5 separate regions of the Homo sapiens genome follow, and all the other regions are linked to region 1. A link is a loop called in an ENCODE intact Hi-C map of the cell type or tissue named here. Cell type or tissue: A673. All regions are shown on one strand. Each heading gives the region's core, and the rest is flanking DNA. Links, peaks and the distances in the headings are about the cores only. Region 1 has its middle 340 kb from the start of SYT4. Region 2 has its middle 400 kb from the start of LINC01478. Region 3 overlaps LINC01478 (long intergenic non-protein coding RNA 1478). Region 4 has its middle 450 kb from the start of LINC01478. Region 5 overlaps SLC14A2-AS1 (SLC14A2 antisense RNA 1).

Region 1 (6,042 bases), core at 734-5,733:
TACCATCAGAGTGAACAGGCAACCTACAGAATGGGAGAAAATATTTGCAATCTACTCATCTGACAAAGGGCTAATATCCAGAATCTACAAATAAACAAATTTACAAGAAAAAAGCAAACAATCCCATCAACAAGTGGCTAAAGTATATGAACAGACACTTCTCAAAAGAAGACATTTATGCAGCCAACAGACACATGAAAAAATGCTCATCATCACTGGCCATCAGAGAAATGCAAATCAAAATCACAGTGAGATACCATCTCACACCAGTTAGAATGGCAATCATTAAAAAGTCAGGAAACAACAGGTGCTGGAGAGGATATGGAGAAAGAGAACACTTTTATACTGTTGGTGAGACTGTAAAGTAGTTCAACCATTGTGGACGACAGTGTGGCGATTCCTCAGGGATCTAGAACTAGAAATACCATTTGACCCAGCCATCCCATTACTGGGTATATACCCAAAGGATTATAAATCATGCTGCTATAAAGACATATGCACACACATGTTTATTGTGGCACTATTCACAATAGCAAAGACTTGGAACCAACCCAAATATCCAAAAATGATAGACTGGATTAAGAAAATGTGGCACATATACACCACGGAATAACATGCAGCCATAAAAAAGGATGAGTTCACGTCCTTTGTAGGGGAAGCTGGAAACCATCATTCTGAGCAAACTATCACAAGGACGTAAAACCAAACACCACATGTTCTCACTCATAGGTGGGAACTGAACAATGAGAACACTTGGACACAGGAAGGGGAACATCACACACTGGGGACTGTTGTGGGGTTGGGGGAGGGGAGAGGGACAGCATTAGGAGATATACCTAATGTAAATGATGAGTTAATGGGTGCAGCACACCAACATGGCACATGTATACATATGTAACAAACCTGCATGTTGTGCACATGTACCCTAGAACTTAAAGTATAATTAAAATGTATATATATATGTGTATATATATATATATATATATATATATATATATATAAAAGAAAACAACAACGACCCTCAAACCTAAAGTCACAATGGAAAAAGAACAAATGCACAATGAGATGCAGCCTGCTTGGGGAGAAGGCTAATGATCAGAGAGGACCACCAGCCAAGGCATTGTAACTAGCTTTGATTACTCAAGACCCAACAGGGACCCACAAGAATGATAAAGATAGACTATTTCACCAGGGAGGATGGTCAAATCAAATCACTTTATAAAGAATGGAATGCAACATTTTGTACCTCATGAATCTATTTTGAAAGCCTTAGAAATAAAATTTTCTACAGCAAAAAAAAAGAAGTAATTTGAAATATAAACAAAGATCTACTCTAGAAAACACACCAGCCACTGAAAGTATGATGAAAAAATTATACTAATTAAGAAACAGATGATGCAGATATGTTAAATACACTGTTCCAAAACATAATGAAACAGAATATTTCACAACATAACCTATCAGTTTGCAGTAGCATCAGCATCAAAACAAAATATTATCAGGGTACAAGCATTTCTATATGCACAATCACACACATTTATATGTACAAATATACAGAAAGAAGGCCAATCTCACCTATAAACATAACATAAATTCAAAATAAAATATTGTAAGTTTATTCTAAGCCAATAATAAAATAATTTTTTAAATATTAACCAATTTAAAAAGACAAACGTCATCATTTTAGTTTATGCTGAAAAAAGTCATTTAATAAAATTCAATAATCTTTCCATATAATGCTCTCTTAGCTTGATAGAGCTTTTCTACCAGAAACTTGTAGCATACTAACATGATAAATAGTGATAAAATAGTTAAAGCTATATTCATGCAAGAAGTTAAGTGTGTCTGCCTTCAAAGAGAATAAACTGACCATATATATACACACACACAGCTGATATATATATACATAACTGATATATATATACACATAGCTGATATATATACATAGGCGATATATAATATATATAACCAGTAAAATAGAAAAGTATAATAAATTCACAGTATAAATAATTATATTTTTAGCTATAACAACTATATATATAGCTGATATATATATATTTATATATACACACACACACACACACACACACACATATATCTCAATTTTTAGCTATATCAGCTCAGCTCTCTCTGATACAGATAAAAATTGAGTTCAACCAGAATTGGATGCTTATCAACAGGCACAATTCTCTAATTTTCTACATATCATTAATAATTGACTAGAAAATGATATAATAGCTATTTATTATCACAGCTATTTTTTTAAGATTTGTGGATAGAGAATGAACATGAGCTTTAATGAGATCACCGGAATTATGATGAGCAGGTTTAGAATTTGGAGCATCCTAAAGTTAAGGCATAGAATATGTCCTTGTGATATTCAGAGCCAGCTTTGGACAAAACTACACAATGCAAAGATTGACATATGCCTATTTTCTAACCATTCTTAAATATCATTCTAGCTCCTGATGATTGACATTTTAATGCTGCTCCAGATATCACAGTCCTTCCCTCACACACACAGTGAAATATTGCCTTTCCTGAACTGTATCCATGTGTCTTTACTCACTCCTTCCTCCAAACATAGATTTATCCACCCTATAATTCCATGGTCTTAGTGCTCCAATCTCTCTTTACCAAGGTATAGAAAAGTTCATTTAGAAACTTCATGGTAAATGTTTGTTTGTTGTTTGTTTGTTTTTGAGATGAAGTCTCGCTCTTGTCCCCCAGGCTGGAGTGCAATGGCACGATCTCGGCTCACTGCAACCTCCGCCTCCCAGGTTCAAGCAATTCTCCTGCCTCAGCCTCGCGAGTAGCTGGGATGACAGGCACCTGCCCCCACACCTGGCTAATTTTTTTTATGTTTAGTAGAGACGGAGTTTTACCATGTTGGCCAGGCTGGTCTGGAACTCCTGACCTTAGGTGATCCGCCCGCCTCAGCCTCCCAAAGTGCTGGGATTACAGGCGTGAGCCACCGCGCCTGGCCTAGTAAATGTTAATGACTTAAAACTTTAATATGTCACCACTCCAATGCTTATTTGCTTATTTTGGTGAAGCAGAAACTTTATTTCAAAGGACTGAGTCTTTAATGAAGGTAAAATGTTAGAAACAGAGAAAGAAGTATTTGAAGTGAAAACATTGATGGGAGAAAAATAAATGAACACTGGTTTTCTCCTACCCCATGGTTTCCACAGACTTGGATAAGTAAAAGTAAAATTAGCATATTAATGAGATAGATACATCTTTGAATGAACCCAGCAAAAACAAAATAAAATACAACAAAAAGTGATGTGAGGTTTAAAATTTATTCTTTTCCACCCAAGTTGGGGCTTGGTAGTGAGGATTGGTCTGCTAGTAGGGATGGCTCAAGAGAAAGCAAAAGACTAGCATCAATGAGTCAAGAATAAATCTGTGATAGTGCTTTCATTTAAATAATAGGAAACTCAGCCCCTACTTAGTGCAGAGCCTTGTACACACTAACGATGGATGCATACATTAAGTTCTTTGCCCAGTATGTTCCTTTCTTACTGGACAGCTTGTTGAAAATGCAAGACCACAGGCCCATACCCAACAGATTTTGGGGTAGGGCCAAAAGTTAGCATTTTTGATGTGCAGGTGAGGTGATCTAATGTCACACTGAAAAATAATAGAAATGTGATTACTTCTTTGAACAACAGATGGCAGTAGAGTCAAAAGAAAGATTTTCCTAGCCCCAGCAATTGTCAGGAAACAGAGGCGTGGTATCTTTGACCCTTCTCCTTTGCAAAGGAATGCTTTAGAAAATAAAGAGCTTCTTTAAAAGTTTGCCAGCTCAAAACATCATTCTTATCATATATGATTCTTTTACCCGATGACACCTTATATGTTTTCAGTAATTAAAAATTTTTTAAACTTTTAAAAAATATCTATTATTGCATTGTCCTGCTCCACGAAGACTATTTACTCTACCCACTCACCTACTCAAAATTTATATTTGAAATGATTATTTATAATCATTAAAATAATATTTGAGTATCTACACGGTTTGCTATTTTATCTACTCAACAAAGCTAATGCAATTTTAAGTTTGTGCAGTTTATTCCAGGGTAGACTCTGGGAAACCATACTCACATACTTCTGAGAGATACAAATAAATACAAAGATAATTAAGGGCAAGAGAATTTGGTAAATGATATCAGTCCATCCTTGGAAAATTCAATATTTTTTCAGCATGAGATGACATGAGGGTTGGGGCCTAAGTTTCCAAAAACAGTAAGTCCAACAGAGAGATGGGAGAGAGAGGTCATAGGAGGGAATATTCCCTGCAGGGGACCCCATTTTGCAAAAAATGGTGACTTAGGGGAATCTCAGGTAACTTAGTATGACTGGGGCAAAGATTTCAGGTGGGATATAAAATAAATTTAGTCAGAATAAGAGGAGACCAGACCATTAAAAGTCTCAATTCCCAAGCTAAGAAACTTGGAGTGTTCAAAGTACAATACCATGGAGTATAAAGTAGGCAAGTACAAAGCTCAGTCACATCCATTGTACCCTTTGGTCTTCATAAAACCAGATGAGGTGGTCAGGAAAGAATTCTGATAAAAATGTATTAGAGGAAGATACAAAGTATTGGAAGTATTAAGTAATATCCCCCAAGATCATACACCTCTGTTTGGAACAGACCTAGAAAGAGAAAGAGGCTTCTGAGTTATGCTCAATATTCTGCCCAAGACATTCAACAGCCTCATGCCCTACATGCACTTGGCCCGCAAGACATAACCACTTCCACAATTCACTGAGCACCCACTTTGAGTCTGTCAAAGATTAAATCTTTCACATGAAACCTACCCGGAGAGCTATTAAGCCCATCAAACAGACAAGGATGTTGTGACTCTGAAAGTCAGGAAGGTGGAACAAATTTTAGAGAATGAAGGGTTCGAGGAATGTAAATTTTATTGGTCTTAACTTTAGATATGTTTCCTATCCAGCTGTGTCAGGAGCAATGAAATAATGTGCTCTGCTCGCTCTTGATCTTTGGGCATTTGTGGTTGAGAAAGCATTGTGTTTAGAACTATAGAAAAATGACAGAAAATTAAACATTCCTGTAAATTTCAAGCTTTCCTATTTCTTGAATTGACCTTATCTTCAGACTGAAACATCCTCATTTTGTACTCCTAAACAGATCATATGAAGTTCATATTAATATTCATGCCTTACAGATGAGGAAATTGAGATCCAGTGAGGTTAAATCACTTGTACCTACACAGCTAATAAATGTCAGGCAGACAAAGCAAATTGTAGGACACAACGAGTAAGATGTTATTCAGCCTATTTATATGAATAGCATATAAAGATAATAAAGATAGATTATCTTTGTAATATTTCATTTTCTGATTATAAAATAAGGTATCTTCATTGAAATTTGAAAAGAAAATAAATTTTTGTCATCCAAACAACTAAATACTATAACTATATATAATATAAAAGGAAAATATTCTAAAGAAAGTAATGATAAGCACTTAACATTCTATCGCATCAAAGTTTCTCAAAAAACTGTCCTCATCAATAGAAGGCAATAGTAGCAAGTTCACAACATATTTAATGGATATATACTAAAATCATCACCCTACAGCTCTATCACCCTATGATCATCAGCCTACTAATAATTTTTGATTCATGGAAAATATAATAAGCATTTACAAAATTATAAGTCATGCTGTCTATGTTGAATTAAAACTTTAATATCTAAATAAAACAAGAATAAGCACTCATACATTCTAGATAGGGAATATTAAAAATAAAGACAGGACCTGTGAAGTAAACCAAACTTGTACCCGGAGGGAAATTCATTGCTTCCAATGTTCTTTTATTATTTATTACTATTATTATTATTATAAAAATAGAAAATCTAGGAAACATTCCTTTCAAATTAGTGACATTCTAGTTATCACATGACAGGAAAAGATAAGAGAATGACATTAGGAAGATGACAGAATTGCAATAAATATCTCAATCATATTTGAGTGATGTCTTAGAATTCTTTTGAGAGCAAGTGACAAAAAC
Region 2 (6,042 bases), core at 645-5,644, 510 kb after region 1:
TCAGTACAAGAACAACTGTGGGACATAGGGAAGCACAACAGAGCTACTTGAAGTTAGGATGATAATGACACCATTTTAGACATGATGCCTTACCAGTAGCAGCACAGGTCTTCTATTCTAGAGTTTAAACTTTCAGTCATTATGTATTTGAGAATGTTTATGAAATGCCTTTTATGTAACAACTTTGCTTGGCACTGGGGAAACAAAGATTTACAAGACGTAGTTTCTGCCCTCTAGAAATGTGTAAAGAAAAGTAAAAAAATAAAATAAAACTTTTCTAGCACAGCTATGGCACAAGAAAGAAGTCTGATAAAAATTAGCTAACATTAGCCGGGTGCGGTGGCTCACGCCTGTAATCCCAGCACTTTGGGAGGCCTAGGTGGGCGGATCACGAGGTCAGGAGATCAAGACCATCCTGGCTAACATGGTGAAACCCCGTCTCCACTAAAAATATAAAAAATTAGCCGGGCCTGGTGGCGGGCGCCTGCAGTCCCAGATACTCGGGAGGCCGAGGCAGGAGAATGGCGTGAACCCAGGAGATGGAGCTTGCATTGAGCCAAGATCACGCCACCACACTCCAGCCTGGGTGGCAGAGCGAGACTCTGTCTCAAAAGAAAAAAAAAAAATTAGCTAAAATCATTGGTGACCAAAATAGGTGCCCCAGAGCCCACCCACTAAAGTCCACAGATGCACGCAAACCTCCTTTTAAAGTTTAGGACTCATTATTTCAAAAGCAGTTCTAACAAGGTTATGACTTGTTTCTCTGACCTTCAGAAGATTAGAAGTGGCTAATCAAACAGAAAAGAAAGACTGAATGGACATATACACAAATAAGAAATGTGGGGAAATGAAAAACCAGTAGCAACGTGGATGTCAATAAAATTATAAAAAAGCCTGTATGCAATAGCAACAAACAGACAAACACAAATAACCAGTATCAGTCAGCAGATTTTCAGCATGAGGCCAACAGTACTTCATAGCTTAGGATCCTGCAAAGTAGATGAAAGGAAGCACACATAATAGACACCAGTTTACTAGTATTGGGTCACTATGTATTTTTCACATGTGTATTTCATTTATTCTTCACAAAGACCCTGCTGAAGCAACTCATTCTAGTTAACAAATGAGGAGATGAAGGCTCCAAGTAATTAAGAAACATATTCAACATGAATCATGAATATGAAGTTCAAGATGTTAAATTAATTTAAATATCTAATTTTGATTGCATCTTTGACTTTCAGAACTGCTTAGGAACCACTCCATTGAGGGGTTACATTATTATAAATCTGTAAATGGCATCCAAGAGTTTCCTAACGCTCTAATCTTATTAGAGGTAAGATACACCTAATTTAGAAAACAGTTAATATTGCCAAATTAAAAAGCATAAAGAAACCAGGAACTTTCATGAAGACCAGGATGTCAAACTGGTGCTGTGTCCTGCTCAAGGATAGAAAATCCTATATGATTTCACTCTCAGATGCTGAAGCCTTGATAGAACCCTGAGTGAAAGTTTAATATTCAATCAGCATGAGTTAGAAATAGCTGATTAATTTACATTCTATTTTGTTTGTTTGTTTAATAGTCCCCATATCCAGTCACTTAAACTAATGAAAAATAATCACAGTAGATTCTTCTCTTCTTGTTTTATTTTTAAAATTTCCTTCTTCTTTTCTTTAAATGGTCCTCAATTGCTCCTCCTTCTCCTTTTACATAAAGGGATCATGATGAAAATCTCTTTCCATGCCCCACCCACTAGAGTAGTCATAGGCAGATAATTTCCTGCCCCAGTGACTTTTCCATGCAAGCATACATCTGAGTGAGAAAGTCACAGGATAAGGAAATCCTCCACATATCTCATATGGATGATTTAAAAAAAAACTCTTAAATAGTCTCTCTGCACCCGTTCCTTTAAAAAACTAACCAAAAATAATTTGACTTAGTGATTTACTTGACATGAAATAGCTCCTTTTATATAATTTGATTGTTAATGGTCTAATTTTATTACACATTGAAATTCAAGCTAACTTTACTCTGGGTCTTTATTTTTATCTTGCATTTACTTTATTTCTGAATATTTTGCAAGGGTACTTGGACAAGTTTGTACTTCATGTGTGTGCCCTAAAAGCTCCTAGAAGGAGGCAGGAGTTGCCTGTCTTATTCATGCATTTGTCTTTACAGTTAAGCCCAAGGGATATGGAGGTTAGAGTGATTGCTGTGTATAAGGTTAAGACTTTGGACAACTTAGTTGACATTTACAAGCCTCAGTCTTTTTACTTATGGAAAGAAACTTAAAGATTAACTTTCCATAAGTAAAAATGTAAATTAATGTCTTTAATTAAGTTCTTTAATGCCAAATTGTCTGTGGCAGGAAAATTTGACATTAAAGAATTTAATAATAATACATACCTCCCAGGTTTACCATGAGGTTACATGGCATAAATTATTTGAAACAGATACTAAGTGCTCAATAAAATATTATTATCAATTTTATCATAATTTTATTATCTATCACAGTGCCTAAAATAATGAAGGACTCAAAAATATATTGATAATGATAAAGTCCAACCAGAGACTCAAATTCCACTCCTGAACCCTATTTTATTAACTGGTAACACTCACAGTCTCAGTTCTCCCAGAAAATGCCACATTTGCTTTTTAGTTCTGTGTGATCTAGTTGGCTCTCTATTAGAAAAATGATGACATAATTAAATTCATGTCATGCTTCCTCATTTTACTGTTCTGTCTTCTGCCCCTTTTCCTACTCTCTCAACTGCCGTATGTCCTCTTAGAATAAGGTGACTTACCAAAGGACCTCGCAGAAGTGGTCCTCCCATATGTCTAGTGTGAATAAAAAAAAAAAGTTCCTTTTATGATAAAAAAACATGCACTTAATTTTAAACTCTTCCATAAACTAGCACTGTAACTTTAGATAAGATGAATAGCCTATCTGTGCCTTATTTTATGTAACCGCAAAATGGGGTGACAATCCCTGCTTTCCTCACCACAAAAGCCTGTAAAGATGGAAGGCAATACACATTTTTCTGTGTGTGAACATACAGTTACCATCCACAATGACATCTTAGTGTTAGGCATGCTATTTTACTTCATAGTCCAGATTATACCATTGTCAGTATCCTGCTTTCAAAATGACCCAGTCTATGTGCATTTTTTTCCAGTCTCTGGCTTAATCATTTTAATCTACTCCATCAACTATCTTAAGGTGTTATTAGTGTTATTAGGTACTTACTTGGTATTAGATATTAATGCAACCCTGTGAAATATTTGGATTTTGACAGAAGGTTTCTAGATACAAAGTGTAATTACCATGAATTGATCCAGTGAAAATAATAGTTTTCCCTGAGCTCAAATTGGAAAATCTTGGGAAATATATCTGACACAAGTTGGACTTTTGGTTTCATAGTGTAGTTTTTATTTTCAGTCTCCTATAAAGGAGGATGACCTTTTGATTGGGTATAAGACCTATACCATTCTCCCTCTCATTAAACCTTACATCCCATTCCTATCAACCAGGAATAAAAGCAGCTTTGGATTTCATGGTTGTCTATTGCATGATAGATAGATTAAGAGGTACACTGAATCAGGAAACAGTGGGGGGATGGAGCTGACTTCAAGTCAGATTTAGATGCAAAAATTAAAAAGAAAATTAAATAGGTTAGCAGTTTAGTGCATGACATCTTACGAAAAATGTTGATTGAAATGTGTCTTAGGTCTAGCCTCCTCAGCCACTAGGGGTCAGAATTACACAGGACACTCACAGAACACGGACCACTGGTGGGCCAGAAAGGAGGGACCAGAAATTTGGAAATGGTTTTGAGTATTGTGTGCATAAAGTACACAGAAAAAGCATTTGCCATATGCCTGCCAGGTCTAATTATATGTTAAAGGGTAAGAAGATACAATTGGCACATGGACTTGCTCCAGCCTATTTTTCCAGTCTCATTTTTCTCTATTCCCTCGTAAGATACCACTTGGAACTAGATTCGAAAGAGGCTCCCCCCAACTCTAGGGGTCAGATTTCTGACAGCCACCATGGCAAGACAATTTGACATTAAAGAATTTAAAGTCTTCTGGGGAAAATAGGATTAAGAGAGACAATATGTATGGTTAACCTACGGAAAACCTTTGTAAATAAATCAATCTTCCCAACAGCAAAATAATAAAACAGCTTAGTAATACATAAAAATATATATAAAGTAAGAAAAGGTCAACAATTTTAAATATCTTTTACAAAGAATAGTGGGTGGAGTACTATACATTTCCAACTATTATATCTTGATGCATTAGAAGCTTTTTATGATTTCCCTACAATTTGAAAAAGGTCCATATAACTTTTTGTACTTATTGAAGATAAACACTTACTGATGAAGATATGAGGCATGTTTGTTTGCCTTATCCTCAGCAGCTTTTTGTTTTATGACTGGAGAGTAATTCACTCTTGTCCCTCAAGTTCTCAGTGAGTCCTAACTTCAGCCCTGCAAGGCTCCCTCTATTATTTCCTTTGATTTGGTTCAATTATTTCTCTTCTCACAAAAACTAGTCACAGAGAACTCGTCTAAGAACTAAATTTATTTTTCTCATCTTCCTTCAGCTTTGGCAAAGCTTTTGTAAAAGTTTTATTTTTGACGTTTGCTTTATCTTCCTTCCCTATTAACCACAACTAGTTTCCTTTTTCTCTAACTCTACTCAAATAAATCAATTTTTGTGCATACTGGAATGGAAAATTTTACAGTTACTAAAAAGTTATTCAGAAAGAAATTTACATATGCAGTTTCATGGAACTTGTGGACCTGTGGTTGGAACTGAATATTTATCTATGACTATATAAATGATACATACATATAATGTTTCTTATTTCCAATTGTTATATATGATCATTCTTGCTAATCCAAACTAGTTAATATGGACTGTAAACATTGATTACATTGATTGAAAGTATTTGCATTCACCTTGGACAAAAGTTAAGAATCACAGAACCAATCAACACAAAGAACCTACATTTTTACAGATATGCAAGCTGTGTGGTCAGTGAAATAAGCACAGACAGGTAGAGAGATGGGGGAGCAGGTAGATAGCTTGTGGTTAAAGACTGACTCTGCTAATTATTGCTGGGAACATGAAAGCCTTCTTCTATTCAGTTATTTAATGTATAATAAACCCTGACTTAAAGTATTAATACTTCTGTGGAGATTAAATAAGTTTCTGTTTAAGTGAACTTAAATGAAAAGAAACCTCTCAAGATTTAAAGGCTATTTAGGTGGGGAAGAGGAGTTTCCATAGTCTTCACTGGGAGGCAAGTTTGTGGAGACAGTTATAGAATAATTGTATGTTTGAACCATGGATTTTGGTTTTTAAAATGTATGTTTCCCAGAGTTTTAATAGACATTTGTAGAAAACTGAATGAAAAACCTGAACTATTTTCATGGATACATGGCCATTTATGAAGAATATTCATGGATCAGAGCCCCAAATATGAATTACTGGAGGCTTGGAGAGTATTTCCCAAACTGCTGTAGTAATAATAGTGCTTCATGCACTCTGTGGGGGAAAAGGGGTTTTATTCATTTGGATACATGAAGGAGGGAAAGAGGTCAAAATTAAATTAGATTGTTTTCTCACATTGACATAAGAGCCATCCCAAGTAGATTATGAATGTGTATATATTTAAAACTCTAAAGTTATGAGAATAAAAAATTAGAATTTTTTTATAATCTTGCAAAACAAAGGTTTTTCTAAAACACGAAATCAGAAGCCATAAAAAGTAAAAATAGGCTGGACACGGTGGTGCACGCCTGTAATCCCAGCACTTTGGGAGGCCGATGGGGGTGGATCACCTGAGGTCAGGAGTTTGCGACCAGCCTGACTAAAATGGTGAAACCGCATCTCTACTAAATACAAAAAACTTAGCCAGCCATGGTGGCACATGCCTGTAATTCCAGCTACTTGGGAGGCTGAGGCAGGAGAATTGCTTGAACTCGGGAGGTGGAGGTTACAGTGACCCGAGATCGCACCATTGCACTCCAG
Region 3 (6,042 bases), core at 644-5,643, 710 kb after region 1:
AGAAACTACACAAAACATACTCAGTTTCATTTTATTAGACAAAGTGCAGTCATATGGCAACACATTTGCAAGGCAAACTGGGAAATATGCCCAGTTAAACTTAGGGGAAAATGGATATTAGGAGGCAAAGGGCAAACAAATTTAAAATCTGGTTCTGCCATATTCCAGGCTATAATCCCTGCAGCACTGTTTCTCTGAGCATGAATGAGAGTAAAAGGCTGACATTCCTGATAGGATGTCTTTGATAACTTGGGCAATTCCTCCTCAGTCCAATGGTTTATAAACATACCCTGTTAAGCAGAGGGTTAATTTTAGAATATGAGAATCTTAGGACCTACAAGTCAGAGAATGTGTATGAAAGAGAATGATGAGAGGATAGAGAAATATCCAAGTCTGGAGAAAAAGAAGAAAAAGAATTAATAAATGACAAAGATAGAGATGGAGGATAGGAAGGGAGCGAGGGAGGAAAAAGTAGATTCAAAGAATTTAAAAGGATGAGTGAATATGGAAAAGGAAAAAAGCAAGATGAAAAAAAAATGCATGTACCACTTTGCCTGTGAAGTATTGCTGCCTTCAGCTCATTCTCTGTCACTATCCACATGGCTGGGAATATTATTCCGTTATAGGCAATGCATGAGTTTACATAGACATAAAATAATTTAAAATGAAAATGACCATGGAAGTTTTGTGATTCATTTGGAAGAGAAATTTCAAGCATTTCATTTCTTATGAAAAAGAACACTGCAGCTCCCCAGTCTTATGACAGATATCTTTGTGTGCTGGGTCTGACCTGGCAGTCAAGCAGGACAATCTAAAATATACAGTGAGAGGGAAGAAAATGAAAGAAAGAATAAAGGAAATGGAGCAATTACATTTTTATCTCATGTAAAATCTGCAATAATCGCTGTAATCTAAAAGCTTTTAGGTCTAAGTTTTGTTTGATGGCTGGATTTGCACTGACACTTGTAGAGAAACGAGAAGTAATACATCCTCCTTCCTGGTACTGGTTGGATGCAGAATAAAACTCCCAGGCAATTTTGGCACTTCTGGTGTTCAGGCCGTGAGTAAATTACTTGCAACATCTTAGACCATTAGAATGATTACAGCAGACTGTAATACACAGTAATAGAAGGCCTAGGGCTGTAAAATTCCTTGATAATGTTTAGTTATGTGCCACTCTGTAGTACCTAGAAATAATTAAGAGAGTTAGTGAGAAAGGACAACTAGTAGTTGGATAGCTATCTCCAATTCAATGAATCAGAGACAGGGTGGATTTCAACAACTGTAACTGTTCTTAAGACTTTCTATTATGAAACTACCAAGAAAAAGATCACAACCTTCTTTTCTTGGTATTTTCCTTAGAAGGGTCTAAATGAGATGTTTAAATACAATTCCTCTTCAGATCCTAACTAAACCAAGCATTCTGGATGTGGCAGAAATAAAGAAAAGAGCCCTTAAACTCTTTATTGAATGCTTTACATTCAATAAAGGGCTTAAGGCCCAGTGGTAAGCTTTGAGAATACACAGTCAGTGAGATGGACTGGGCATCCATGCAAAGTGCTTGAAGTCCTATACCTTGACTTATACCCATGTATTAATATATGGATGGAAAGAACATGAATATGTGGCTCTATGGTCAGGAAATCAAGGGAAATTTGTGGGGAACTGGAAGTCACTGTCATTGAAAATCTGAAGGGAATGGAAACCCGGATATCTCCTGAATCTAAAACCTACCAAGGCAAAAGTTTTGGGAGGTGCTTTTATCATTACTCCATCTACTCTCCTGGAAACTGGAATCTCTGTTCAGTCTAGATGGCAAGGGCTGGTCCAGATTTGAAAATGATATCTTGGACTTAGTTGAGGTTATCTGCAGTCATTTTCACTATGTTTCATTCAGCAAGTAATGCAAATGATATCGTCTCAATCCAGGATATTGCTGGGCCAGTGGATGGCTGCCAGTGCTATCCTTCCGCTTGTAGAGGAAAGCCCAATGTTTCAAGACCTCTTCAACCTGCAGTGAGGAAGGAATGCACCAGTTCAGAGCAAAAGGTGGGCTCATTTCCATCCATACAGTTTTAGGATAGGGCAAAGGGCAGAGAATAGGCACCTCAGCCTAGATCATCTATATCTGACATCCAGGTTCTGGATTCATAACTTCTTGTTAAGCCAGTTTACCTCACCTAGTATTTTTTCTTTTTTGAAAATCAGGAATCAAAGTTTCAGTGTGTCAGATTTGGTCCTGGCTTTCTACAATGTACTCCTAGGCTGAAGTCATAAGAAGGGATCATCTCTAATTTTTATCCAATTTCTAACAATTCCAAGTTCATAAGAAGGGATCATGTTTTATTCTCAACCAATTTCTAACAATTCCAAGTGATATATATACGGGCATTGTCTCTTCAAAATGATATTAGCATATTCATTTCTGTATTCTAAAATATTAAAATGTAAAAATAACACATATATAACAGGTGACATTATGAATGTTAATGCTAACCCTCCCACTGCCAAAAATCTACCTTTAAAACTAACATCATACAGGAACATTCTGTTTTATATATATTCCCTCAGCCGAATCTTGTGCAGACAGTGCTTCAGTTGCAAGCAGATCCTGAAACAATTGTGAATCTGGATGCATTTCATGCTTTACCCCTAAGTTTACTTGTATTTGTGCTGCCCCCTGTAGGCGAGTTTTCAAGCACTGACAGTTGGTTAAACTCACTAAAAACCTCACTGTTAAGGATCTCAAGCAACTTGTGGGGATTATCATTACAAATCTCAGGTTGAAAATTGATCAATAACATTACCACTTGGAACCATAGCACTTACAGTATGACCATGTGATTCTTCCACCTCAGCCTGACAATATCATATTCTCCAGAGAAATAAGAGGCTGCCAAAGATTTCACCTTCTGCAATTTTGTCATAGCAATCTTCTCCTGTCTCTGTTTCCTATTTTGTGTTTTGTGGTTTCTCTGAAATTCCCCCTTACTCCACATCTTTCGACTCCTGATTTCTTATCATTGTTGTGACAACAGCTTGCATTTGTATAATGTCTCTTTCTTCTGCAAAACAGAAAACACAGAAATTATGTGTAAATCTCCAAGAATTCTTGCAACATCATCCATCTGATATGGGGGCAATGAAGAAAAAAAAAAAACAGAAAAACTGAAATTATTTGCTCAAGATGGTGCCATAAGAAGCATTCGCTCCCAGAGCCCAAAAGATGTGTGGTGAATAGGAGGCAAACCCTTGCACAGGGGCTCAGGGGGCCAGGTTCCTATATTGCCCCATTAACTATTTAATCTCTCAGAGCTAATTTCCCTTAAGTAAAAAAAGACAAATTCTCATCTGCCCACCATATACCAATATGGATAAAGGTAATAACTATGTAGAAAAAAGGTTTGCAAACCTTTGAGTGATATAAATATGAGCTATTACTGTTTGTAAATATTGCACCCAAGAATTAAAGATGATTTAAGTTTTTCCATGTTGTATGTAAAATCTAAGAGCATCTGCAACAGTTGTCCTTCAGAGAAAGGCAAAAAAAAAAAAAAGCCGTCGTCTTTTTCACATGTATCCATTTCGTTAAATAATTAATTCAAATCATACATATTCCTTTATACACCAATCCAGTTACGCTTTCAAAAAACTTTGATCACTTCTATCAATTTGTCCTCGTGATATATTTCCTTTGGAAATTTACAAACACACAATGCACAATGTATTTTTCTCTCAGCAGTTTGTTCTGAAAGGCTACTCAAGATTTTAACCATTTTATCTCTTTTATTTATAAGTGTGTCCCGTTACCATATACAGTCACATGTTGCTTAATGATAGCATACATTCTGAGAAATGCATTTTTACAGAATTTTATTATTTCACAAACATCATGGAGGATATTTACAGAAACCTAGAGGGTGTGGTCTATTGCTCCTAAGCTACAAACCTATACAGCATGTTACTGTACTAAATATTGTAGGTAATTATAACACAATGATAAATATTTGTGTAACTAAACAGGAAAGGTAGGACAAAGATATGGTCAAAACAATGTTTAAATGGCACAACTGGATAGGACACTTACCATAAATGGAGCTTGCAGGACTGGACGTTGATCTGGATGAGTCAATGAGGGAGAGGTGAGTGAATGTGAAGCCCTGGATATTATTGGAGACTAATATAGACTTTATAAACACTGTACATCGAGGCTACACTAAATTTATTTTTAAAATAAAGTAATTATGCTATGATGTCACTAGGCAATAGAACTTTTTCAGCTCTATTACAATCTTATAGGGCCACTGTTGTCATCTATGAGGTCTATCATTTAACAAAACATTGTTTTGTGGTGCATGACCATATTATCAAAAAGCCAAGTTAATAAAAGACAAAAATACAAAGATCTGCACATGTTGAGTAGAATAAACAAGGGGACACATTGTATGGCATTTTCTTGACTGCTCTGGCTAGGAGGGGCTTGCAGAGATGCCAACCAATTTCTTCCTTTTACAGGAGTCTGTAGAAACGGAATTATTGGGAATGTGAAGATGGTACAAAAATCTTGGGATTTTTCTAATCGAAGCATGTGTAGCTCTATTCAGAAATGTTCTACTTTGTACTTTGATATTTTCTCCCTCCCTAATCACACCCACACAAATGAAGCCTATCATCATAGGCTTGATTGAACCTGCATCATATATTTTTGAGAAAATATTTTGGAAATGGTGACAATTTCATACAATCACCTAGATGTTTGTATCTATAGAAATCTGAAGCACTGTCTGAAGGAAAAACAAAGATAACCAGATGACTTCCTTGTTTATTATCATGTAATCAGCTATTTTATAATAATCATAATTTTTTCCTTAGTCTCCTTTCAATAATTTATTGAGGAAAAATGCCTATAACAAGCCCCAAATTGCTCCCAGCTCCCCAAATAATATCACAGCTTCTATCTCAAAAATTACATAAGAGAATGATTATCAAAAAATTAAAATTTGACATTAAATGGCCCTAAGGGCAATAGATACTACTTAAAGAGATTTTTAAAAATATATTAGTACATGGAAGTAAAGCTTTAAAATTACTTGATATACTCAAAAGGGATATTATAATAGTTAGTGCCCCAAATGAAAATGAAAGAATATGAATCTAGGTCTATGTCTTTATTTTAAAAAATAATAGTTTATAAGCTGATTGAAATAAGTATGGATGTATCTGTCCACAGTCCATGTGAAATCAAGTTCTAATAAAATGTTGCAGAAAACAATACTTGTTACAAGCTCAAGGGAAAGCAAACTCAGCAAACATGAAGAAAAGTTCTGGCATACTATTATGTTGGTGCAAAAGTAATTGCAGTTTTTAAAATTTGCCATTAAAATGGCAAAATCACAATTACTTTTGCACCAACCTATTAGGTAGGTTACACAGATGCTGTTACCATCAGCACTGTAATAGAATCCAAGCTGATCTGTTCTTTTGTTTCTTTTTTCTGGGAGTTGGATGGGGGTAGAATGGAAACAGTCAATGAACATGGCCATAACATTAGAGTGATGCCTTTTAATATGAATATAGCTATACTTCTGTTTATGTCCCACCCTGTTGGTGAATGAATCAAAGCCTGTCCCATTCTGGAGGCAGTGATACATTAAACTCTTACATTAATCAACTTTCTTTCAAAAGAAAATTATTTATTCAACATGTATTTACTTAACCATGTGCCAGGTATTCCACTGACTACTGGGTAAACAAGTCCATAGTATTGAAAAATAAATGCAGTTTCTGCAACCAAGGAGTTCACATCTTTACATCAAGCCAGATTCAAACCTCAGTAATTTACCATGATTGAAATGTGCATGCATGGTACTGGTACCAAAACAGAGATATAGACCAATGGAACAGAACAGAGCCCTCAGAAATAATGCCGCATATCTACAACCTCTGATCTTTGATAAACCTGACAAAAACAAGAAATGGGGTAAAGGATTCCCTATTTAATAAATGGTGCTGGGAAAACTGCCTAGCCATATGTAGAAAGCT
Region 4 (6,042 bases), core at 564-5,563, 460 kb after region 1:
ATAAGAAAAAATTAAAATTTTTTAAAAAGATATAAGTGCAATGAAAGTATATATAAGTATATAAATAAAATGACAGTAATGACACAAGAAATGGGATGGAAGAATTAGAAATATTTTATTTTCATAAGGTACTTGAACTACCTGTGAAGCAGTGTAGTGTTATTTGAAAGTAGACTTAGACTATTTTTAAATTAAATGTATATTAAAAACTCTAGGGTAACCACTAAAAACATTTTTAAAATTATAATCAAAATGCTAAAAAAGGAGAGAAAGTAGAATTATATAAAATGCTCAATGAAAACTACAAAAAGCAGAAAAAGAGTGGAAGACAAAAATAAGAAGGACAAGGGCAATGACCAGAAAACAGTAACAAATATGGTAGACATTAATCCTATTATTTGAATAATCAATTTAAATATCAATGGTCTTAGTACACCAATGAGCAGGCAGGGATTATCATAGTGGGTCAAAATACAATCCAACTATAAGCTGCTTAGAATAAATCCACTTTAAATAAACAAACAAATACATTAAAGGTTAAGGGACAGGAATAGAAATAGCATGCTGACATTAATAAAAAAGCTGAAATGATTATATTAATTGTAGACAGAACAAACTTCAAGAAAAATTATTGGGGCAAAACTGGAATACTACAAAATTATAAAGGGATTAATTCTCCAAAGAAACACAAGGACTCTTGATGTGTATTTTCCTTACAACAGAGTCTCAAAATACATGAGCAAAATAACTGATAGAAATGCAAGGAGAAACAGATGAATCTCTTAATACAGTCAGAGACTTGAACACTCCTCTACCACTAATAGATATAGCCAGGAGGCAGCAAATTAGTAAGTACCTACTAGAACTTAACAGCACCATCAATGAACTGGATAAAATTGAGACCTATAAATGACTTTATCCAACAACAGCAAAATTAACATTCTCCTCACACTCACAATAGCTTTTCAATTAAACTATGTCAATAATTACTTTAAATGTCAATGGTTTCAATATGCCAATTAAAAGACAGGTTTTGGAATTCTCACCAAGATGAACCATATTTGGGGCCATAAAACACACTTCAACAAGTTTTTTTTAATGTAAATTATACAATATCTGCTCTCAAGCCACAATGAAATTAAACTAAAGATTAATAACAGAAAGATGGTTAAAAAACTGTAATATACTTAGAGATTAAACATAAATTTTCTAAATAACACATGGGTAAAAGAAGAAATCTGAAAATAAATTTTGAAAAATTATAAACTAAAGGAAAATGAAAACACAACTTATCAACATTCATGGGATATAGTGAGAGCAATACTTAGGATAAATTTATACACTGAATGCATGCATATATTTAAAAAGAGAAATATAAAAATAAATCAGCTAAGTTTCCATCGTAGGTAACTAGAAAAAACAAAAAAGAGCAAATTAAATCCAAAGTAAGCAGAAGAAAATAATAAAATCTAGAGCAGTAATCGATGAAAGAGAAGATAGCAAAAGAAAAGAGAAAATCAATAAAACCAAAAGCTGATTCTTTGAAACAATCAATACAATTTATAAGATTCTAGCCAGGCTAACTAAAAAAAATAGAAGACAGAGATTACTAATACTAGAAATAAAAGGACATTACTATAGATCCCATGGACACTAAAAAATAATAAAGAAATACTATAAAGAACTTACACACACAAATTTGATAACTTAGATAAATGAACAAATTTTGTGAACTGATCTAAAATTCACACAAGAAGAAATAATATGAATAGGCCTGTATCTCCTAGAGAAATATTCAATAATTAATAACGTTCCAAAAGAGATAGCAAAAGGCTCAAATGAGTTCACTGGTAAATTCTACCAAATATTTAAAGCAAAAATGATACCAATTCTCGACAATTTCCTTTAGAATACAGAAGCAAAAGAAATACATTCTACTAATTCTATATGGCCAGCATTAACCTAATACCAAAACCAGAAAAAGACATTACAAGAAAAGAAAATGACATAGCAATGTCTCTCATAAACATAGATGCCAAAATATTCAACAAAATATTAGCAAAGCAAGTCCAGCAATGTATAACCATTATATGCCACAATAATGTAATTTAACCTAGGTATGGAATGCTGGTTCAACATTAAAAAATCAATTAATCTATCACATCAAGAAGCTAAAGAAAAAAATTACAAGATTATATTAATAGAGTAGAAGCATTTGACAAAATCCAACTCTCATTTGTGATAAAAACTCTAAGCAAACTAAAATAGAGGGAAACTCTCTTAATTTGGAAATGGCATTTATAATAAAACCTACAGCTTACATAATAATTAATGGTGAGAAATTAGAAGTTAAGTTCAGAAATTAAGATTCAAAACAGGACAAGGATGTTCCCTCTCATCTCTCCTTTCCAACATGCTACCGGTAGTCCTATTCAATGAAGTAAGACAAGAAAATGAAATAAAAAGTATACAGGTTGGGAAGTAGTAATTAAAACTGTCTTTAGGCCAGGCACGGTGGCTCGCACCTGTAAGCCCAGCTACTTGGGAGACTGAGACGGAAGAATCACTTGAACCCGGGAGGTGGAGGTTGCAGTGAGCTGAGATTGTACCACTGCATTCAAGCCTGGGCAACAGAGTGAGAATTTGTCTCAACAAAAAAAAAAAAAAAAAAAAAAAAAGAAAAGAAAAAAACAACTGTCTTTGTTTGCAGATTACATAACCAATCACCTATGTAGAAAATCCTAATGAATCAACAACATCAAAGAAATTCTCAATAAATGATTTTAGAAATATTGCAAGATATGATGTCAATACAGAAAAGTCAGTAGCTTCCCTGTACACAGCAGTGAACAACTGGAATCTGAAATTAGAATCACAACACTATTTAAATTGGAACCCCAAAAATGAAATACTTAATTATAAGTGTAACAAAATATGTACAAGATATATGAGAAAAACATGTGATGAAATAAATTTAGAAAGAACTAAATAAGTGAAGAACATTCCATGTTCATGAGTAGTAGGAAGACTCAACGTGATCAAGATTTCAATTATTTTGAACTTGATCTATGGGTTCATATCAATTTGAATAAAATCCCAATAAGTAGTTCTGTGGATAATCAGCAAATTGATTCTAAAGTTTATGTGGAAAGGCAGATACCCAGAGTAGTCAAAACAATATTGAAAGGGAAGAACAAAGCTGGGGGACTGACACTACCCAACTTCCAAACTTAGAATAAAGCTACAGTAATTAAGCCAGTCTAGTATTGGTAAAAGAATAGATAAATATATCAATCAAACAGAATAAAGAGCCCTAAAATGGACCCATACAAATATAATCAACTGATCTGTAACAAAAGAGCAAAGGCAGCACAATAAAGAAAAGACAGTCTCTTAAATGAGTGGTCCTGGAACAATTAGACATTAATATGCAAAAAAATGAATCTAGACACAGAGCTTATGAACTTCACAAAGTTTAACTCAAAATATATCCTACACCTAAATGACAAATGCAAATCTACAAAACTCCTAGAAGGAGAACTCTTTCAACTTCTAGGAGAAACATAGGAGAAAATCAAGAAATTATTGGGCTTTGTGATTGCTTTTTTGATGCAACACCAAAGGCTTGATCCATTAAAGAAAGAATTGATAAACTGAAATTCACTAAAATTTACAATTTCTGCTTTATAAAAGACCTTGTTAAGTCAATGAAAAGAAAAACTACAGAATGGAAGGAGATATTTGTAAAATATATATTTAGCAAAGAACTCTTATCCAGTTATTCAAATAACTCTTACGAGTCAACAATAATAAAAGAACACAATTAAAATATATAAAAAAGACATTACAGATGCATCACAAAAGAAGATAGATAATAAACATATAAAAAGATGTTCAACATTATACATCATTAAGGAAATGCAAATTAAGTCAAATTAAGTCAAATGCAAACTAAGATACATACCTATTTGAATGGCCAAAATACAAAACAAAATACCAAATGCTGATGCAGATGTAGAATAACAGGAAACTATTTATTGCTGGTGGAATTGCAAAATGGTGCAGCTACTTTGAAAAATAGTGGGATAATTTCTTATAAAACTAAACTTACTTTCAGCATTTGATCCAACGACCAAACTTCTTGGTATTTACCCAAATGTGTTGAATACTTATATCCAGACAAGACCCTATACATGGATGTGTAGGGCTGCTTTATTCATAATTGAAAGCAACTAAGATATCTTTTTGTAGTCGAATGAATAAATAAACTTTGGTACATCCAGGCAATGGAATATTATTTAGTGCTAAAAATAATAAGAATATTATTTAGTGCTATTAAACCATCAAAAAAAAAAAGAAAAGAAATTTCAATGCATATTACTAAATAAAAGGAGCCAATCCGGAAAGGTTACATGGTCTGTGACTCCAACTATATGACATTCTGAAAAAAGCACAATGGAAACGGTAAAAAGATGAGTGGTTGCCTGCGGATAGGGAATTCGGGAAGGAATGAACAGGTGGAGCACAGAGGATTTAGGGGGCAGTGAGGCTATTCTGTATGATACTATAATGGTGGATACATGTCAGCTTACATTTATCAAAGGACAGATATTGTACAGCACTGATAGTGAAGCCTAATATAAACTATAGACTTTGGGTTATAACGATGTGTTCATCAATTATAATAAATGTTCTACTCTGGTGTGGGAAGTAGGTAGGGGAAGTTGAGGAATGGGTAAACAGACACTTCCTGTACTTTCTGCCTAATTTTGCTGTTAAAAAAAAAATAAGCTCTAAATGCTAAGCTCTAAAAATGCTCTAAAATCATGTCTATTTAAAAAATGAATTTAGAAAGAAGGAACTGACACTTGGCAATATCTTGGAGACAGATGTTATTCTAGCCAGCCCTATCACTTAACAATTCATTCTCCCTATGTCTACCACTAAACCTCGTTTAATTTATCATCTCCTCTCAAGGCATCTGATTATCAGTTGAAACCCCCTCATCTAAATATTCTTGTCAGAAAGCCTGTGACCCACCGCACAGCTTACTTAGCCCCTTCTGCCCACCATAATCATTACATCCTGTTGTAAATGCCTTTTTCTCCTTTAGAGCACAATTTTCCCGAGGATAAGAGTCATGTTTCCTTTTCTTTATCCTGTTGCTGAGAGGTAGTGTTTAAGTTTAAACAAAAAATCATAAAACTTCAAAAGCCAAACTACTTAGATTTGAATGTCTGCTTAAGCACTGACTACCTGCATGATGCTAGGCAAGTCATTTTATTCTCTCTACTTGTCTTCTCATCTGTAAGATGGGGATAATAATGCAACCTACTTCAGAGATGTGTTGAGATAAGTAGGAGTGATAATAAATGTAAAGTACTTAAAAGAGTATCGGATACATAATACACCATATAGAGGTCTTAGCTTTTATTATTGCCAATGTTGCACTTGGCCACAGTGTTACTTCCCCAGGGAGATTGAAAATGTCATTTTTCTTTCTTGCAAAAGGAAGGGTCTTGTCCCCTGCTAAAAAGATTATATGCATGTGATGAGGTGCATTTGTGGAGAGAAGGACTTTCCCTGCAGCCTTGAAACCACATTATTGAGAGAATTTTTTCTATCTTCATTTCTAACTCTTTGACTTTGCCCTGACCTGAAGATTTGAAAAGAGATTAAATTTGTCACAGCCCAGTATTCTCTTCTTCCCAACCCAAAGTCTAAATTGTTTATAATGGTCTGCTCTTGTAAAAAAGAAATCACTTCATATGTTCAGATTTCATCAAGCGGTTAGATGTGGTTGCTTCCAGCTGTGATGGACAGAAGCAAGAAAATTGTAGATGAAGAGAGGGGTCTGAAAAGTCATAGACAAACAGAGTCCTTGTATAAGAGATCATGTGCTTGCTGTGTTCAAACCCCAGGGCAGTAATTCAGATCACAGGTGGCTATGGGCAGGAGAAATATGACCCTGAAAACAGAACATACAAGCAAGAGTCACGACTGTGTGTCAGAGCCTCAGATTCTAGTCTAGATGATGCTATG
Region 5 (6,042 bases), core at 437-5,436, 1.8 Mb after region 1:
AGTCACCCCAAACTGCATAAACCACAAAGACACAGGACTGGGTTTGACACAGTTCCTTTGCTTCTAGATCCTGACCTCAGCCAGTTGAGGACTTTTACACTTAAGTCCATATTTTCTTTCTTTCTTCTGCTGATGTCTTGGGCATAGTTTTTGTTGATCCAATTATATGGACTATAAGCTCCTCATAGGAATAGACTGACTGGGAACAAAATTTGTATCTTAATTCAAGTAACATTTGGGAATAACACTTTTTTGTTGTACCAAACCTCCTTCAACTCCGGGGGTTGGGGGGCAGGGGAACAGGGTGGTGAGTGGCACCAGGTTTGAGAGGCCAAATAAGAGATCCACAGCCTGCAAATGAGACATGGGGTTTTGTGGGGGACATACAGGCAGGAGCGAGAGTCCAGTGGCAGCGGGCTGGACAGGAGAACCATTTTACATGCAGTCCAGTGGTAGCAGGCTGGACAGGAGAACTGCACCACCCAGGGACAATGGGCTGGGCTGAAAAACTACAACTGCTTGCAAAAAACATGCAGTTTATATAACATTTCCGCTTAGCACCCTCCCCCTAACAGCTTCTACCTGGCAACCTTCATTCAACCCAATATTCAGGGCCTCAATCTCCTGTACAATTGTGTTCTACAGGATAGGCCAGGGGCTCAGATGATACTCATAGACAAGGGATGGATTTATGGTTGGCCACTCCCAGATTCTCTAGCTCTGAACTCTGAATACACACATTCAGTGCATCTGCCATATAGGGTCATTCTCAGAGTATGCTTAAGTTATTGCTATCAGGTGTGTTTACCATACAAATACTTGTGCTAGATGTTGGGAATACATATAGGGAGGAACTTAATATAAGCTCTAGTTTCACAGAGCTTAGACTTTTACAGAAAGTTAGTACATGGCAGAATCTATTGAGCAGTATAATGGGGGTCAAGGACAATGGGATTTTATTCTGTTTGAAAATATAGGGGAAGACTTCATGCAAAATAGGCCTGTATGTTAGCATTAGTCTCCATGACTTGGTCTGCAATACATTTAGCCACCAGGTTATGTCTCTCTGACTCTTCTGTAGTACTTAACTTTCTCCACCCCACTTTTGTTACCTGGAGAATAAGGGATTTCCTATCCTGAATTATAGAAAAGAATTCTATGCCCTTATGAATCAAAGTGAGTTTAAGGCTATTGTTATTAGTCCCTGAAATAGCTGTATCTTAGGCTGAATCTCTCTATAAAGAACTTAGAAAACTTCTAGACACTTGGTAGGCACTTGCTAAATACTTCTAATTGACACCAATGTCTTCAGATGTCTCTTTTTTACTTCACGTAGCTCTTTTGAAAACAGCTGTAGATATCCCTTTTTTCTATGACCATGCCATTCATGGGCAGTATATGGGAGAGGAAGAGTTTACTTTAGAACTGCAAGTCAAGTTTAAAATTATCTAGTCCAACAATAGTAAGTAGTTTTAATCTCGAAGAAAAGCTCTATTTGGTTGATATTGGTTGTCTCCAATGCAGTGTTGAGAAGGATTCTAAGTGTTGTTCAGTGGGAAAGAATGTTGCCATCTAACAGCAATATGTGCTATGGGAACAGACTGCTTGGCTTCATTTGTGCTGCACATTTGCCTGCCCTGAGGTATTTCAACTGTTATATTTGACAGAAAAGCAAACTAAAAACCAGAGAAGAAAAATGACTTTCCCAAGATCACAGAATGGGTTAGCGAGAAAAGCAGGACCAAGACCTAGGTCTCCTGATTCAAATACAGTGCTTTTCCCATAATCCCATTCAGCTCCCAGAAGCACCAGGGAGATTCTATTCAGTGATGCGCAGAAAATGGAAGCAACTGGCCTACTGTATACTAAAACAGCTCAGCTCCAGGTGGGAAACTTAGTGACCCTATGGAATCTCCTTCAGCCTAAGGCATTTCAGAATTCCACCAAGCTCATAGAATCCCAAAGGCTGAGTTTAGATGGTCTTAGAGATTATCCAGAGTAACCCACTCAGCCCATAGAATCCCAGAGGCTGTTTAGATGGTCTTAGAGATTACCCAGAGCAACCACTCACCAGTACAAAGTCTTGTCTACAGGTTTTCTGATAGCCCTCAACATTTTCATGTAGGCAATATTTACATGTGTTAGGCTCTCCCCTCCCTTCCCTTCTCTACTTCTCCCTTGTCTCCTGGGGTTCCCCTCACAGGCCTCCAGGTGTTCATATCCTCATGATGCTCTGGATCCAATTAGACCTGCCACCCAGGCTTAATCTTGCCCCAAGTTGTTCCATGTGTCAGTTTCTAAACCACCATCCCAGTGGCATGTGCTAGGAGAGCAATCTGAAAAATAACCTTGCATGGCTGCCCTGGGCTCTGCTTGCCTGGGCTTCTTTATTTCCTCCACTTCTGAATGCATTGGTTCCCTCCTTTCTCTTCCCTGCACCCCCAAGAAGCCCCTGACAGTGATGTGAGGTGAGAAGGATGAGTGAGGTTAATCTGAAATTCATTTTCAGGATGGATTTGAAGAGAAAGACCAATATCAAGGATAAATCCCCAGAAAATGAACAAGTTTAGAGAGTCAAGGAAGGTCCCTGGGTTGGGCAGAGGGGAAAAGAGTTGCTTTTAGATGCAAGACATGCTAGCATAGGCACTACACAGGAAAATAGAGATTGGAGGTAAATGGCATATGTGTGAAAATGAGAGAGCTAGGACTAGAAGTCTTTGTGCTTTCTCTTAAACCACTAGGACCTAACCCACTGCATTAAAAGGAGGAGTGAGAACAAGTGAGGGGGCCACACAGACCCTCTCCTCTGGTTACTATGAACTGGGCTCACCTCCCGCAGTTGGTGATTTCACCTTCAAAGTGAATAGCAGCATGGCATTGTGGAAAGCACCCTCCCTGGACCAGTCTGGGAATCCATGAACAAATTCTCTTGCTGTAAAATGAAAAGGTCAGAACTTTGCTCCCTAAAGAGCTTCCTGGCTCTAAGATTTTCTTTGTTTCTCAGTAGGAATAAGCCCACCCACCTCATAAGGGAAATATTTCTCAATTTCTTAGGGCTGCAGGGGACACCCCTGAGTCACCCCCAACCTGCCTTAGCCTGAATCTGAGTAAAGGAAGGGATTTATGATCTAATGTTAGGCACTGCTGCCCTCTGCTGGATGGTATGTAGCCAACTACCCCCGCCCCCAACCAAAAGGTATTCAGTGCCTCTCCCCCCGACAACCCCCAGCTGTCCAGGGGCTGCCCTCGCATTGCCCCCACAGTGGTGACCTGTCTTGCATCTCATGTTGCAAGTGGAAAGCCACAAAAAAACTGAGGACCCAGGAGGGTATGTGTATGTGTGATTGTTGTGGGGAGATGGGAAGTGAGTGTAAATCCAAATAGCCAATTGCTGTCAATTATGTGAAAGTTCCTCTATGACTTCAGTGAGACCTTAACCAAGGTCCCACTCAGCTGCAAACCATACACAGCTTTCCAGCATGATGGCACCTTCAAGTAAAGATGAACAGGGAGCTTTTAAGCTTCTCCTGCCTTTTATCATCGATGAGCTAAAACGCAGAAACAAAATGGGATAGTTGGATGTCGGGAGAACATCAGGATATTGTAATTGTCCTCCTCAGAGATGAAAAGGGAAGCTGAAAAACATCTGCACACTGAAATCTGCTCCAATGCACTAAGTGGGCCAAGAAAACCTGCAACCGCGAAGTGGGGCTGATTTACTGCTCTAATCACCAGCATCCAATCCGAAGCCAGACATTATCTTAAAGTACACACCACTTCCAGGTGGCGTGCAGCAAATGTTTGATTAGCACTACCAAATTCCCTGCAGGTTGATAACGCTTTCGAGTGTGCAGGAATCACAGGACCCCACACTAAGGGAGTTGGGCTGCTGCAAGCTCCACAGCAAGGTGTTTCCCTCTGGGTCAAAATCTTCCTAAGAAACACATCTCAGCCCTTCTTCCCAGGGTCTGAGACACGGGATTCAAATCAGCAGAAAGTAGAACTGAGCAGAGGAGAGAGGAGATGGATTTAGTAAGTGAGGAGAAACCAGGTTGTTTCTAGAGAGGATTGAAAACACAATAGAGGGAGAGTAGGAGATTAGTAAGACCCGTATAATATTCAATATATGTCAGGTGCTGAATATTTTATATCTCATTAATTCTCCCATTATAGTACATGGTTGCCACCACTATCTTCCTATTCTGCAAATGAAAGAACTGAGGTGTAAGTGACTTGCTCAAGATGTCTCAGCTATAAAATTATTATTGTATTATTTAAATTGGACTGACATTGATTAGGACTGACTTGAAAACCTTCAAAGTACACGGTTTGAAAGAATAGGGGATCAGATGAGGCAATACAGATGTTAGGGTATTCCAGGGGTTATATAGAAAAGTAAGAGAAAGAACCTAAGTCAGTTGATAGCATCAGAAAAGATGGAAATAAAGTGGGCTTGAAGCAGCTGAAGCTTTCACTGAGCCCCCACCATGTCCCCAGGGTAGGGTTAAGGACTGTGGGTGTGGGTGAAGCAGAAAACACAATGACTGCCCACAGGAGCTTAGGGTCTATTTGAAGGTTGTTTGGGCCAGAAATAAGAGATGCTGTGGGGTTCAGAGACGAGGGCTATGTTTGACGAACAAGGATGATTCAAATCAGCAGAGAGAAGAGCATAAGCCAAGTTATGGAGGTGAAAGTGATGGTGGTGAGTTATTCTGGGGTAAGTGAGGAGTCCCAGATGAGAAGCTACATCTGTCTAGCTGGAGTTGGTTCAAAAATTGCACCTGGAATCTACTTCTGGCTGGCTTTAAAACCCAAACTGAAGGGTCAAATGTCTCATGGAAATTTCATTTCTAAAACCCATAGATAGGGAAGGCCAGGCCAGTACAAGAACTCAGTTTTTGTGGCTTTTTGGGAGCTGGAACTCTGATTTCTGCAGTATCTTCTAGAACTCAAAGACCGCAGGAGGGTCTTGCAAAACCAAAGCCAGCCATAAGCTTGTAGTCTGAAGGCACACGGCGCCCCCTAATGGACCCAAGCATTCCCTCTGTACCTGGATTCTCTCTGTTCTCCACTATGGCTACCTGGCTGGGTACCATCCCGAAAAGATTTGCTTCCTGCCCCATGGCTGTGGGCAGACCAGCATTAGCAGATTAACTGAGTCCTGCTAACACATAGCGCAGACTCCTCCTCCACTCAACAGCTGCTAAGTTCCCTGCTTTCAGAATTAGAAGAACATCATGGTTGAGAGCATAGACTTTGGGGCCAGGCCGGAATTTGAGCCTCTGCAGTAGTGCCAACTGGCTGTGGGACCTCAAACTGTTGATTAACCTCCAAAAGACTCAGTTTCCTCAACTGTAGAATTGAGATGCTGATAGTATCTACCTCCCAGGGCTGTTGTGAAGATGATGTTGATGATTTGTGTAAACCACTTAGCACATAACCAGGCACATGGTGAGCACAGGCAGTAAATGGCAGCTTGTTATTATTAGAATAATTGTGATTCAGTCTGAATTACTCACTATGACACTCTGTGAATATTAACTTTATCTCCCTCTAGACCTTGGCTTAAACTGTTTCTGGAGTATTCTTTTCTGAGTTACTCTTTTTCTCTAAACTGGGCTCAGCCCAGTTGCTACTACTTCCATTGGGCCCTCACAGATATTCTACTCATTGTGGAAATCTCTCTCCATAAGAATTTTGCTGTATCTCCCTTACAACTTCTGTATGTTACAACCATGTATGGCCATCTCTTTTTTCTGTCTTAAAAGGGTATGCTACTTATATCAGTCAAAATAGGCAAGGTTCTGCTACAGCGTCAAGCAACCCCGTATTTCAAAGTATTAAACCCATAGCTTGCCACAACTCCTCAGCCAGAATTAATTCTATGCCCTGCCCCCCAAACAAGGAGGCAGAAAATGTAACCCTCCCACATCACCATGTCACTCCCACAAGTAAGGAGAAACAGATATTTATGAGAATGACTGATGGTTACCACACCCTGGAAAGCAAGGGCAGTCTCTAATTCTAAGTCTCCCTAGCAGT

Evidence for each region. A loop is a pair of places that touch in the nucleus more often than their neighbours do. Peaks named below come from ENCODE experiments on the same cell type or tissue, not always from the same donor. Only the 100,000 strongest peaks of a DNase experiment are listed, where the experiment ranks them.
Region 2: it touches region 1 in a loop (2.6-fold over the local background); 7 of 110 quality-filtered maps call a loop at or near these places.
Region 3: it touches region 1 in a loop (6-fold over the local background); 18 of 110 quality-filtered maps call a loop at or near these places.
Region 4: it touches region 1 in a loop (2.8-fold over the local background); 5 of 110 quality-filtered maps call a loop at or near these places.
Region 5: it touches region 1 in a loop (18-fold over the local background); 39 of 110 quality-filtered maps call a loop at or near these places.

The regions. Positions count from the first base shown.
Region 1 is chr18:43,617,455-43,623,496 of GRCh38, forward strand. No RefSeq gene overlaps it. Among named protein-coding and RNA genes, the nearest start is that of SYT4, 340 kb to the left of the region's middle. In A673, for the core only: a CTCF peak has its summit at 3,670 (motif pointing right); DNase peaks (open chromatin) are centred at 3,707 and 4,787; H3K27ac peaks cover 354 bases.
Region 2 is chr18:44,126,797-44,132,838 of GRCh38, forward strand. No RefSeq gene overlaps it. Among named protein-coding and RNA genes, the nearest start is that of LINC01478, 400 kb to the right of the region's middle. In A673, for the core only: a CTCF peak has its summit at 3,747 (motif pointing right); a DNase peak (open chromatin) is centred at 3,765.
Region 3 is chr18:44,323,418-44,329,459 of GRCh38, forward strand. It overlaps LINC01478 (long intergenic non-protein coding RNA 1478), which reads right to left. Exons shown (of 5, transcript NR_110792.1): 3 at 2,830-3,065; 4 at 1,735-2,011; 5 at 18-1,187. Among named protein-coding and RNA genes, the nearest start is that of LINC01478, 210 kb to the right of the region's middle. In A673, for the core only: a CTCF peak has its summit at 2,698 (motif pointing left); a DNase peak (open chromatin) is centred at 2,674.
Region 4 is chr18:44,082,482-44,088,523 of GRCh38, forward strand. No RefSeq gene overlaps it. Among named protein-coding and RNA genes, the nearest start is that of LINC01478, 450 kb to the right of the region's middle. In A673, for the core only: no CTCF peak of the experiment used is centred there; no DNase peak of the experiment used is centred there.
Region 5 is chr18:45,381,447-45,387,488 of GRCh38, forward strand. All of the region lies in intron 8 of SLC14A2-AS1 (SLC14A2 antisense RNA 1), which reads right to left. It also overlaps a transcript of SLC14A2 not described here. Among named protein-coding and RNA genes, the nearest start is that of SLC14A2-AS1, 120 kb to the right of the region's middle. RefSeq lists a silencer at 3,059-3,108. In A673, for the core only: CTCF peaks have their summits at 3,154 (motif pointing left), 3,356 and 5,034 (motif pointing left); DNase peaks (open chromatin) are centred at 3,145 and 5,025.